2 separate regions of the Homo sapiens genome follow, and region 1 is linked to region 2. A link is an interaction called in ENCODE POLR2A ChIA-PET data of the cell type or tissue named here. Cell type or tissue: Panc1. All regions are shown on one strand. Each heading gives the region's core, and the rest is flanking DNA. Links, peaks and the distances in the headings are about the cores only.

The links. Peaks named below come from ENCODE experiments on the same cell type or tissue, not always from the same donor. Only the 100,000 strongest peaks of a DNase experiment are listed, where the experiment ranks them.
Region 1: POLR2A ChIA-PET joins it to region 2 with 11 read pairs; 2 of 35 experiments call an interaction of 5 or more read pairs at or near these places.

The regions. Positions count from the first base shown.
Region 1 is chr21:41,721,881-41,727,250 of GRCh38, forward strand. No RefSeq gene overlaps it. Among named protein-coding and RNA genes, the nearest start is that of LINC00112, 8.1 kb to the left of the region's middle. In Panc1, for the core only: no CTCF peak of the experiment used is centred there; no DNase peak of the experiment used is centred there; H3K27ac peaks cover 3,995 bases.
Region 2 is chr21:41,494,160-41,499,529 of GRCh38, forward strand. It overlaps TMPRSS2 (transmembrane serine protease 2), which reads right to left. Exons shown (of 14, transcript NM_005656.4): 2 at 3,960-4,030; 3 at 197-419. The coding sequence starts at 3,974. Among named protein-coding and RNA genes, the nearest start is that of TMPRSS2, 11 kb to the right of the region's middle. In Panc1, for the core only: no CTCF peak of the experiment used is centred there; no DNase peak of the experiment used is centred there; H3K27ac peaks cover 27 bases.

The DNA of each region.
Region 1 (5,370 bases), core at 122-5,121, 230 kb after region 2:
CGGGCACCACCATGCCCAGCTAATTTTTGTATTTTTAGTAGAGATGGGGTTTCACCATGTTGGCCAGGCTGGTCTCAAACTCATGACCTCAGGATCCACCCGCCTCAGCCTACCAAAGTGCTGGGATTACAGGCACGAGCCACCACACCCAGCCCCTGTCCTGTCTTATTGAAGTCCCTTGCCAGAGCTACTGGCCCTCACCCTGCCCCAGTGCTGGCCCTTGTCCCTCACCCTTCTTCCCTCCTCCTTTTCCTCCTCAACATTCCCAATTCTCTACCACCATTTGTTACATCGATCTGCCCGGAACCTGCTGTGAAGAAAAAGACCTTTCTCTTGTTGAGAGGTGCCCTCTGTTGGAAATCTCTTGGGCGCTAGGGAAGAGGTGTCCGGGGACACACCCTCCCTGGTTGCCTATGCAGATACACAGGGAAGTACAACCTCAAGGTAAAGTGCCTTCTCCTATGGGGTTTAAGGCAAGGACATCACACCTGGACGGTGAGGCCAGGAGGCTTCCTGGAGAAAGGCAGCAGCCAGGCAGAGGAGGGCAGGGCTTCAGGCCAGGCAGGATGCCCCAGGAGGAGGGGTTCAGTGTGCAAGTCGGGCCATGGAAGACGTGGGGGCTGGGATGGGGGTCAAGGAGGGGGATGAGAGATAGGGCTGGAGACAGGGTTGCTGCAGGTAGAGGAGCTGAGAGAGGCCGGACGGAGGGAGGCCTGGAGACCTCGAGCCTCTTAGAGCCCTCCCCAGGGAGAATGAAAGCAGGGGTCAGGGCTCAGATTCAAGGGAGACTTGGAGCAGAACCCAGTGCTTGGCTGGATATGGGGAGGGCGTGAAGAGAAGGAAGGCTGCCCCAGACTCAGGGGGACACCAGGGACTCCCAAAGGGACACGGAGAGCAGAGCCCGTGGCGTGGGTTGAAGGACAGATGGTGTGTCCTACACATGCTGCCTGTTGCTTTGACACCCCCCCACTTCCCCCCGCACACACACACTCCCACTTCCGGCATCCAAGGGGCAGGCCTGGCCTGGAGGAAGGATGGATGGACGCGCGGCTCTGGAATGGCACAGTGTGGGGAGTTGGGGGGAAAAGAAGAGGCACTGAAGTAGCAGGCACACAATCAGCAGCTCGCTGAGATTTTAGGAAAGAGAAAAACAACCCCACCCCACCCCAGCTGCTCTAATAGGGTGAATTCACATTAAGACCCCAAAGTCCATAAGATAGGATCTGCCCTCAGCTTAACTGCAGGCATGGAGGCTCTGAGCCTGGGCTCTGGGTCTGACCGCCCAGGTAGGAACCTGGCCTCCGCCTTGAAGCCTCTGCTCTGAGGAAGGTGCGCGGCCTCCCCGACCCTCAGCCTCCTCATCGGAGTGCAGGGGTGAGAATTCCCACATCTGGGCCTTGCTTCGTAGGAGAGGGTGAAGAGGCAGGTTCGAAGTCTGAGGACCAGGCTCAGCTGAAAGCCTTGCTCAAGAGGCTCGGTAGGATGAGCGTGAGAAGGCTCGCGGCTCCACACCCCAAGCATACTCGCTGCCCTGTGTGGACTTCTCAGTGCTGCAGGCAGGTTGGGGTCTGTATTCGTCCGTTTTCACACTGCTGATAAAGACGTACCCAAGACTGGGTCATTTATAAAGAAAATGAGGTTTGGCTGGACGCAGCGGCTCATGCCTGTAAAACTTTCGGAGGTCAAGGCGGGAAGATCGTGTGAGGTCAGGAGTTTGAGACTAGCCTGGCCAACATAGGGAAACCCTGTCTCTACTAAAAATAATAATAATAAAAAATTAGCTAAGCATGGTGGTGGATGCCTGTAATCCCAGCTACTCTGGAGGTTGAGGCAGGAAAATCGCTTGAGCCCAGGAGGTGGAGGTTGCAGTGAGTTGAGATTGTGCCACTGCACTCTAGCCTTGGCAACAGATCAAGAGTCCATCTCAAAAAAAAAAAAAAAAAGAAAGAAAAAGAAAAGAAAAAGAAGTTTAATGGACTCACAGTTCTCCATGGCTGGGAAGGCCTCACAATCGTGGCAGAACGCGAAAGGCACTTCTTACATGGTGGCAGCAAGAGAGAGAATGAGAGCCAAGCGAAAGGGGTTTCCCCTTATCAAACCATCAGATCTCGTGAGACTTATTCACTACCACGAGAACAGTATGGGGGAAACCGCCCCCGTGATTCAATTATCTCCCACCAGGTCCCTCCCACAACACATGGGAATTATGGGAGCTACAATTCAATATGAGATTTGGGTGGGAACACAGCCAGACCCTATCAGGAGCCTTAGGGGAAAGAGACGGCTGATGCCTGCCCTGTTAGGTACCTTCTCCCCCAGTGTTTCCTCCACCTTCATGAGGATCCCCATCCTTCTCTTGCCTTGTGGGACAGTCCTGGCTGACTAATCACATTAATAGGAAAATGCTGAGTTCTCTCAGGGCAGTAAACAGACATCTTTGACCAATGGCTAACAGGACTTGAGCTGGTCCTGCCAGCCAGATGTGTGCCACACTGTCTACCCGAAAACTCGCCCAATCCTCCCAGCACTCTTCTGCAGCCAGCACTGTCCTCGCTCCATCCTGTGGAAAAGACTGAGGCTGGGAGAGGCTTGGCACTGCCAGGTTCCCGAGCCTGGCCACTGTGGAGTGGTTTTGACCAGGTCCAAATCCGTGCCCTTGTCCCTGACCCAACTCCGTGCCCTTGTCCCTGGCCCCTCGCTCCTGGCCCAGCACTCACAGTGGAGCCTGCAGCCCCTGCATGCAGGTCTGGGTCTCCTGGGATTCTGTGACCCTCATAGCACTCCCCTAAGTCCCTGGCCAGTGGTGCACCAACACGCAACAGGAGACTTGCCACTGTGAGGAGCATCCCTCCTCGTTCCCTCCCGCTGTGTGCAGCTTTGCAGGTGACAGAGCACGCTGTCTCTGTCAGGCAGGGAAGGAAACTCTCTGCTAGTGGGGTACAGTTCAACCTGGGGAATATACTTATTGAGGGAAAATCCAAATTCCAGAGAATTTAAAAATAAATTTTATTATTTTCTAATAACCAAGCATTACTAGGGAAATGCGATATAAGTAGAGATGCCAGATAAAATACAAGGCCCCCAGCTAAATGTGAATTTCAGCTAATTATATTTAAAAAAAATTTAAAGGCTGAGCGTGATGGCTCATGTCTATAATCCCAGCACTTTGGGAGGCCAAGGTGGGAGGATCACTTGAGTCCAGGAGTTTGAGACCATCTTGGGCAACATAGTGAGACCCTGTCTCTAGAAAAAAAAAAAAATATATATATATATAATATATATAAATATATATATATAAAATATATATATATCAGTATGTCCCATGCAATATTTGAAATATACCTATGCTAAAATATAATGAATATATGTAGTGAAAATTTAAATAAAATGTTAGTAAAATTGAACAGTTAAACATTGAATTAAATATCTAATGAACTACTTTTTAGTATAAGTACGTCTCATGCCATAAGTAGGACACACACTAACAATGATTTGTTGATTATGTGAAATTCACAGGTAACTGAGTGTCCTGGAGTCATTTTCGTCCTGTACTTTTATTTGGTGAATCTGGCAGGCAGCTTTCCCCGCCTGATGAAACTTGGGAGTTGCTGCCGCCCTCTGCCACAAGGTTGGCCGTGTCTTCCCCTGCCGCTCGCAGCTACACACGGTGCACGAGGCAAAGCAGCGGCCAGACGCCCTCTGAGCGTGATGGCGGGCAGGTGCCCCCACCAGAGAGCCCCAAGCCTGAGCACTATTCCTGTCCCTTCTAACTCTGCTGGGAGCCCCATCTTGCCTCCGGCGTCAGCCCCACCCCCCTCAGCTCAGCCTCAGCACCCCTGCAGCGGGGGAATCACAGCCGACTCCTTGAGGTCCCTCCCGGCAACGGTGCCCACTGCCCACTCTGCAGGGGACAGAGTGGAAGCCCCAAGAGGGACGAGAGGCTACAAGCTCTGGGGTGGGGGGTGAGGTCAGCCTGCGCTGGTCTGACCCAGTCCGACTCCTCAGGGCGGCCGGAGCCTGTGGTCGGGAGGCGTGCGGGGCTGTGCCCAGAGCAGCGGGTCGGTCTCTTTGGAGCACTTCCCTTCTGCGCGCGTCCAGCACCCCGGAATTGATTCACAGCCAGTCTGGGTCTGTTTTCTAACCAAGCGCCTTGCTCATGAGGCACGCTGGTGTCCTTTAGAAGGGACCCAAAGCTTAAAGTTGCCTTTGTCAGTTCCCTAAGAACCCACATAAAACTGGCCACGTCCAGGGCCTCTCCTGCCTCCCCGGCACGAAGCGGTGCGGAGCAGCAAGGCCAGCCTGGCCTCCGCAGGGAAAGCTCTGCCTCCAGCCTGGTCGAGGCCCTCCCCTCAGCAGAGGCAACCCTAACAGACTCCCTTTCCCAGGAGCTGACGGGCGAGTGCCTTAGAGCCCTGTTCTCAGAGCCAGGCAGGCCGCTGCGGAGGCTGTAGGGACCAAACAAAGTCAGGTCTGTGAAATGCTCGGCGCGGGGGCGCGGGGCCCGCAGGGAGTCCGGGTTCTCTACGTGTCCTCCCTCTGGCTTTCCTCATCCCTTCCCTTCCTTCCTCCTCCCTCTCTCCTTCTTTCTCCTCCTCCTCCTCTTGTTCTTCTTCTTCCTCCTTCCTGCTCCTCCTTCCTCCTCCTCTTCCTCCTCCTCCTCCTCTTTCTTCTTCCCCTTCTTCTTCTTCCTCCCTCTCCTCCTCCCCCCCCCTTCTTCTTCTTTCTCCTTCCTCGACACCACAACACAAAGCAGAATGAAATTCGTGCCATAGAGAAGTCCCGGCAAAATGCTGCCAGACCTGAAGAAATGGGGACTGCTTCCGCCTGGATGGCAGGGCTGGGGACAATTATTGGAGGAGAGAGCAGGTGGCCTGCAGGGCTGGTGAAGGGTAAGAGGGACTTGTAAGAGCAGAGGTGGACCATGGCAGCCAGGGTGCACCCTCCCCTGCCGGGGCGTCGTGGAACCTGAAGGTCAGCTGGAGGATGTGACACTTCAGGACGGTGTTGTGGGTCCCAAGAAATGCTCTGGAGCAGAGGCCGATGGCAGGATGAGGCCGGCAGCAAGGACAAAGTGCAGGAGTAGAAGAGGTTAGAAGGTGGCGAGGCTGGGCTAAGTGGGCCAGGGGAGGAGCCATGGGAGATTCCAGGGTTCCCAGCAAGGGGGCAGGGCAGGCGGGGGCCTGGCACCTCCAGGAGAGGCAGGAGAGGACCGGCAGGTCTGGGGAAATGGGCGCTGGCGTGGATTGACGGAGAGTCCTGTGTGCTGAGCACTGCGGAGGCATGACTCACCCCTGATCCCCGAGGGGCAGACCGGGACTCAGGCCCAGATCTCATTGACACTGAGGCTTGCACCTCTGGCCACCAGCCTGC
Region 2 (5,370 bases), core at 170-5,169:
TAGGCCTGGCAGCGACAGCTTTGACCCAGCAGGAAGAGAGTGGAAAGGCATGAAGACAGGCTGGCTCCGGAAGACGGAGGAGAAGGGTCAGACCAGGAGAGGTGGCGACAGTGGTGTTGGGAGCAGAGAGCCCACTGGGGAGGTAGACCCGGGACCCCGGGTTTATTACAGGAAATAAACACAAAGAGAATCCTACTTGAGGTGCACACTGTCCCGGATGGGGATTTGGGCTGCGTGCAGACGACGGGGTTGGAAGCCTGCGTCAGGACCCTCGGGGCGTACTGGGGCACGGGGGACGGGTAGTACTGAGCCGGATGCACCTCGTAGACAGTGGGGACCACAGTGGGCTGTGCGGGATAGGGGTTTTCCGGTTGGTATCCATGGTTTTCATAGTAAGGTCCAATAGCTGGTGGTGACCCCTAAACAGTTGAAAAGAAGATGAATAATATAAAACTCTTATTTGCACTAAAGGGTTACATACAAACTATCACATCATACCACAGCTATACCAATGATCTTTTAAATTGATAATGTTTTTATTTTATTTTGTGAAATATGCATCCTGTCTATACAACTTGTACAGTTAGAGATTAATAAGAAAGTGACAAGATATTAAAAAGGTACTACAAGGCTGGGTGCGGTGGCTCATGCCTGTAATCCCAGCACTTTGGGAGGCCGAGGCGGGCGGATCATGAGGTCAGGAGATCGAGACCATCGTGGCCAACATGGTGGATCCCTGTCTCTACTAAAAATACAAAAATTAGCTGGGTATGATGGTGGGCGCCTATAATCCCAGGTACTCGGGAGGCTGAGGCAGGAGAATGGCTTGAACCTGGGAGGCAGAGATTGCAGTGAGCTGAGATCTCACCACTGTACTCCAGCCTGGCGACAGAGCAAGACTATGTCTCAAAAAAAAAAAAAAAAGTAATAGAAAAGAAGAGGTACTACAGATTCTCCCTAGGTGTCTACAACTATGTCAAACATTGAACTTATTTAGAATAAAAACTAACCAGAACTTTCAATTACCAAAGTTTTTTGTTTTGGTTTGGTTTTACTATTCATTCTTTTTTTCTTACATGTCTATTTATTAAACAGGAGTTCCTTCATGACAATTTAATACAATATTTATTCACGATTACAGTTGAGAAAATTATTTCCCTCTACATACAAAAATACAGATTTGGCTGGGCGCAGTGGGTCACTCCTGTAATCCCAGCACTTTGGGTGGCTAAAGCAGGTGGATCACCTGAGGTCAGGAGTTTGAGACCAGCCTGGCCAACATGGTGAAACCCCATCTGTACTAAAAATACAAAAAATTAGCCGGATATGGTGGTGCACGCCTATAGTTCCAGCTGCTTGGGAGGCCGAGGCGGGAGAATTGCTTGAACCCGGGAGGCGGAAGTTGCAGTGAATGGAGATCACGTCACTACACTCCAGCCTGGGCGACAAGAGCGAAACTCCCGTCTCAAAAAAAAAAAAAAAACCACTATGAAAACAGTCAAGACAAGTACCATGAAAAATGGGTCCTTCAAAAGAAAGAAAGAGGGAAAATTGAGGTCATTGTGAGACTTTGTCTGCTGTTGGGGAGAAATCAATGGCAGCAAAGCTCTGGGGCCCCTGACCCACTCAAGACGTACAGACTCAAACTCGAGAACCACACAAGCCAGGGCAAACCCACCCCAGGGCTTCTGCATCTGCTGAAAAGCCAAGCATGCAAACCCAAGTTTGCCCAATGGGCTATGTATTCTTTAAAATTAAAAAAAAAAAAAAGTGGCAGACATTGGGATTTAGTAAAATATAGTAATAATTTTAAAAAGTTGTGTAGAGGTTTGGAGTTAGAATCCATTAAGCCAAAATCCTGTACTTTTAGTTCCTCCAGTCTTTTCCTTGAATATTGATATACAAAACTGTAAACTAGCAATATCATAATTATAATGAGAAGAATAATAGCTAACATTGGAGAACTCAGCTGCCGCCAGGCTCCTGTACTCATAATCTCCTTGAGCGCTCACCATAATCCCTCCCGCTGCCAGCGAGACTGGCACAGGTATGAATTAATACAAACATTTTGCAGAGAAAAAAACTGAGTGAAGAAATGTTCCTAAAGGAGCATAGTCTCTGTGTTATCCTGCAAATACCTCTTCTACATCCTCTTCTCTCATATAAGGAATGTATCGTCATTCACTCACCATCTGCTATTAATGGAAATTTGAGTGGTTCACAACATGGGCTGTTAGCAGCTCTGCTGCAATAAACATTCTGACACATTACATGCATTTTTGTGCAGAGGGTAGAAAGGTGTAGCTAAATCCCTTTAAATGAAATTTCTGGGTCAGAGTGTGGCCATACATAAATGTGAAAGGAACTGCCTAGAAGTAGCATTTTATTCTCAGCTCCATCCTTCAGCTGGTGCCTATCTTCTTAGAATGCCCACCTCCCCTTCCTCAGCCTACTTAAAAATTGCCTTCCCGAGACCTACCCTGTCAAGACTCGCCCCAAACAGGCCACTCTGGGCCCCACCAGCCCACATCTTCCCCTTCTTTCAGCTCTCCCCGGTTACCTGTTGGCTGGGCCACTCTGGGAGGCCACGTTTTCCTCTTATCTGTATCTAAGGGCCCCCATGCAAAACTTTTTCCTATTCATTAATTTCTGCCTCTTGTCTCTCTCTCCTTTTTTTTTTTTTTTTTTTTTTTTTTTTGAGACAGTGTTTCCCTCTCGTTGCCCAGGCTGGAGTGCAGTGGTGCGATCTTGGCTCACCGCAACCTCTGCCTCCCAGGTTCAAGTGATTCGTCTGCCTCAGCCGCCCGAGTAGCTGGGATTACAGGCATGCACCACCACACCCGGCTAATTTTTGTATTTTTAGTAGAGACGGGGTTTCTCCATATTTGTCAGGCTGGTCTCGAACTCCCAACCTCAGGTGATCTGCCTGCCTCGGCCTCCCAAAGGGCTGGATGACAGGCATGAGCCACCACGCCCAGCCTGCCCCTTGTCTCTTATTGACCTCAGAGAATGACAGCAAGTTTGTACTCAATGGACAGGTGTTCTGAGCAGAGGCAGCATAGCTCTTAGAACTTTAAATGAGGCCTCCAGGGAAGTTGATTACAATGGAATGAGCCAAACAAGGCCCGCAGAGTTCACCTCCACTTAATAACTCACTAATGCTGTCCTTCAAAAGTCCGAAGATTACAGCTCTGAACCAGAGCAGCACACAGAGGGAAAACACAAGGTAATCTCTCATCTAAATGAGGGAGTCAGAGGCTGCAATCTCAGCCATCTAAGAACTTGCCATCCACTAGCAAGCAGGTTTGTCCCTGAAAATTCCTGAGCAGTGGACTTGAAATTAAACACAGACCCAGTAAAAAATGAATATCAGTAACAAATAAAGGGGAAAACAAGGTCTATTTTCCAGATATAGAATCTAGGAAGTGTTTAAAACTCTTTACTAAATGCACTTATTTTAGGTATAAGGCAAACGGGCCAGTTACAATGGGGAGCAGAGATTAGCCACATTTGTCTCCAAAGGGAGTGGGCTCCAGGGAGAGGGAAGGCCCGCCCATGCCTCATGCAGTTATGACTTTTCCTAGTCCTTCAGTTGGGCATCGATGGGATCCCACGTGGGTCTCTTCCCTGGAACATACCCCTGTTATCGCCATCCTGCCTCATCTGTCCCCACTCCTTGTCCCTGCCCCCTGCCCTGCAAAGCAGGAAGGGATGAGGTCAAGGTGAGAATGCATATCACCCACGTGTACCCAACAGCCATGGCTCTTGCGACTCACCTGGGCAGCTGTGTGGCTGCGCACCTGACTCACTCTTTCTAGAGGGTGCCTTGAACAGCATCAGCGTGGCCCGGCGTTCCCTACAAATAGCCCTTGCAATTGCTGACCCCAAACAATGTTGGGAATAACAGAAGGGACAAGGGAACAAAGAAAAGGCCAGGAAGGTAATAATTAACCACTTACTGAGTTCAAAGCCATCTTGCTGTTATCAACAGCATCGAGTAATGATAGGTATCTGGAATGTTCAATATGACCTAGAAGAAAGAATTACAGGACTGTAATATTTCCATACCAGTTAGTTTTTAGAAGATAAATCTGGAAAGAACTAGAAGAATCTCTAGATGAAGGTTACCTACAACAAAGACCAGTGTTGCCTGCTGACCTTTGGCCTGCATCTTCACCACTGCTTCCCCACATCCCTCCATATTTAAGGACTTTGGGACCCACTTGTGCCTTAGAGGTTACAGCAGAAGCACTCTCCTCTGGGATCAGAGTGGGTAGGAGGATGGGGTGCAATTGTAAGTGCAGCGGCCAGGACAGCCTGACCAGAAAGAAGAAGGAACACACTCAGTGACTCAAACATCCATCGGGAAGGGCTCTCAGGGGACTGCCTGGGGCTCAAGGCCACCCACAACTCCAGTGCCACTAAGCCCAGGCATCCTGCTGGACTTAACCCAGTTCTCACCAGGAAGCTGTGATATCCCCTATACAGAACATCTACTCAAGGGAGACTGTATGGCATAAAACACTGAAGAAACACGACAAGGTAACTAAACCCATCAATGTCAGCAGAGATTAAGGACAAGATGGGCCCAGGAGGGAAAGACCTGGGCCAGTTCCTGGCAACACAGCTCCCTGGAAGTGTCGATGTGTGAGTTACTGAACCTTGTTGAAATCTCAGGGTCCTCATGGGAAAACGGACAAAGCAATCACCACAGTTGTGTTAAGCTGAGGGTTGTGGGAGAGTGGGGAAAGAGTGCCTCACAGTACTAGGAACTGAGGAAGAGCAGGTGCAATCAGACCGTCTTTCCCCGAGAACGTCCACAGGCACTGCCAGTAGCCACCCACTGCCCAGCGGGTGGTTCAGGGCTCAGCACCAAATACAGCTCACAGTTGACTTTTTAAAGCAGGCCATGTGGGCCCTCTCAATTTTTAATAGATACATACGCTTAAAATAATCCATAAAACATGTCCACAGTCACTCCATTTACTACCCCAAACCCAAAAAAGAAAGAAATTCAGAGCCAACCATTTTGACCACTGCTAAGATTAGCAGTAATGAAAAGAAAGCTGTGGGCCATTTTGCTTGTTGTCCTTTGTGAACAGTTAACAATAATAGCTAGAGATGCCGTCAACACGAAATGCTGTATAGTAAAGCCGCATTCTGACATCACTCTCCATGGACAAAGATTCTTCGCTTGATCAAACTTATATCAAGCTCCTGAACCTTCTAGGCCATCTGTGCATTTCCTTGTAAAATCCAGTTTTAGCAAAAAACCTTGCTCAGTCAGTTTAGCCAGAACCTCCCACCCTCGGTATCTGATCACTCTGGATATCTGATCGGGTTCCTCAGCCTCCACCGTGCCACAGGTGA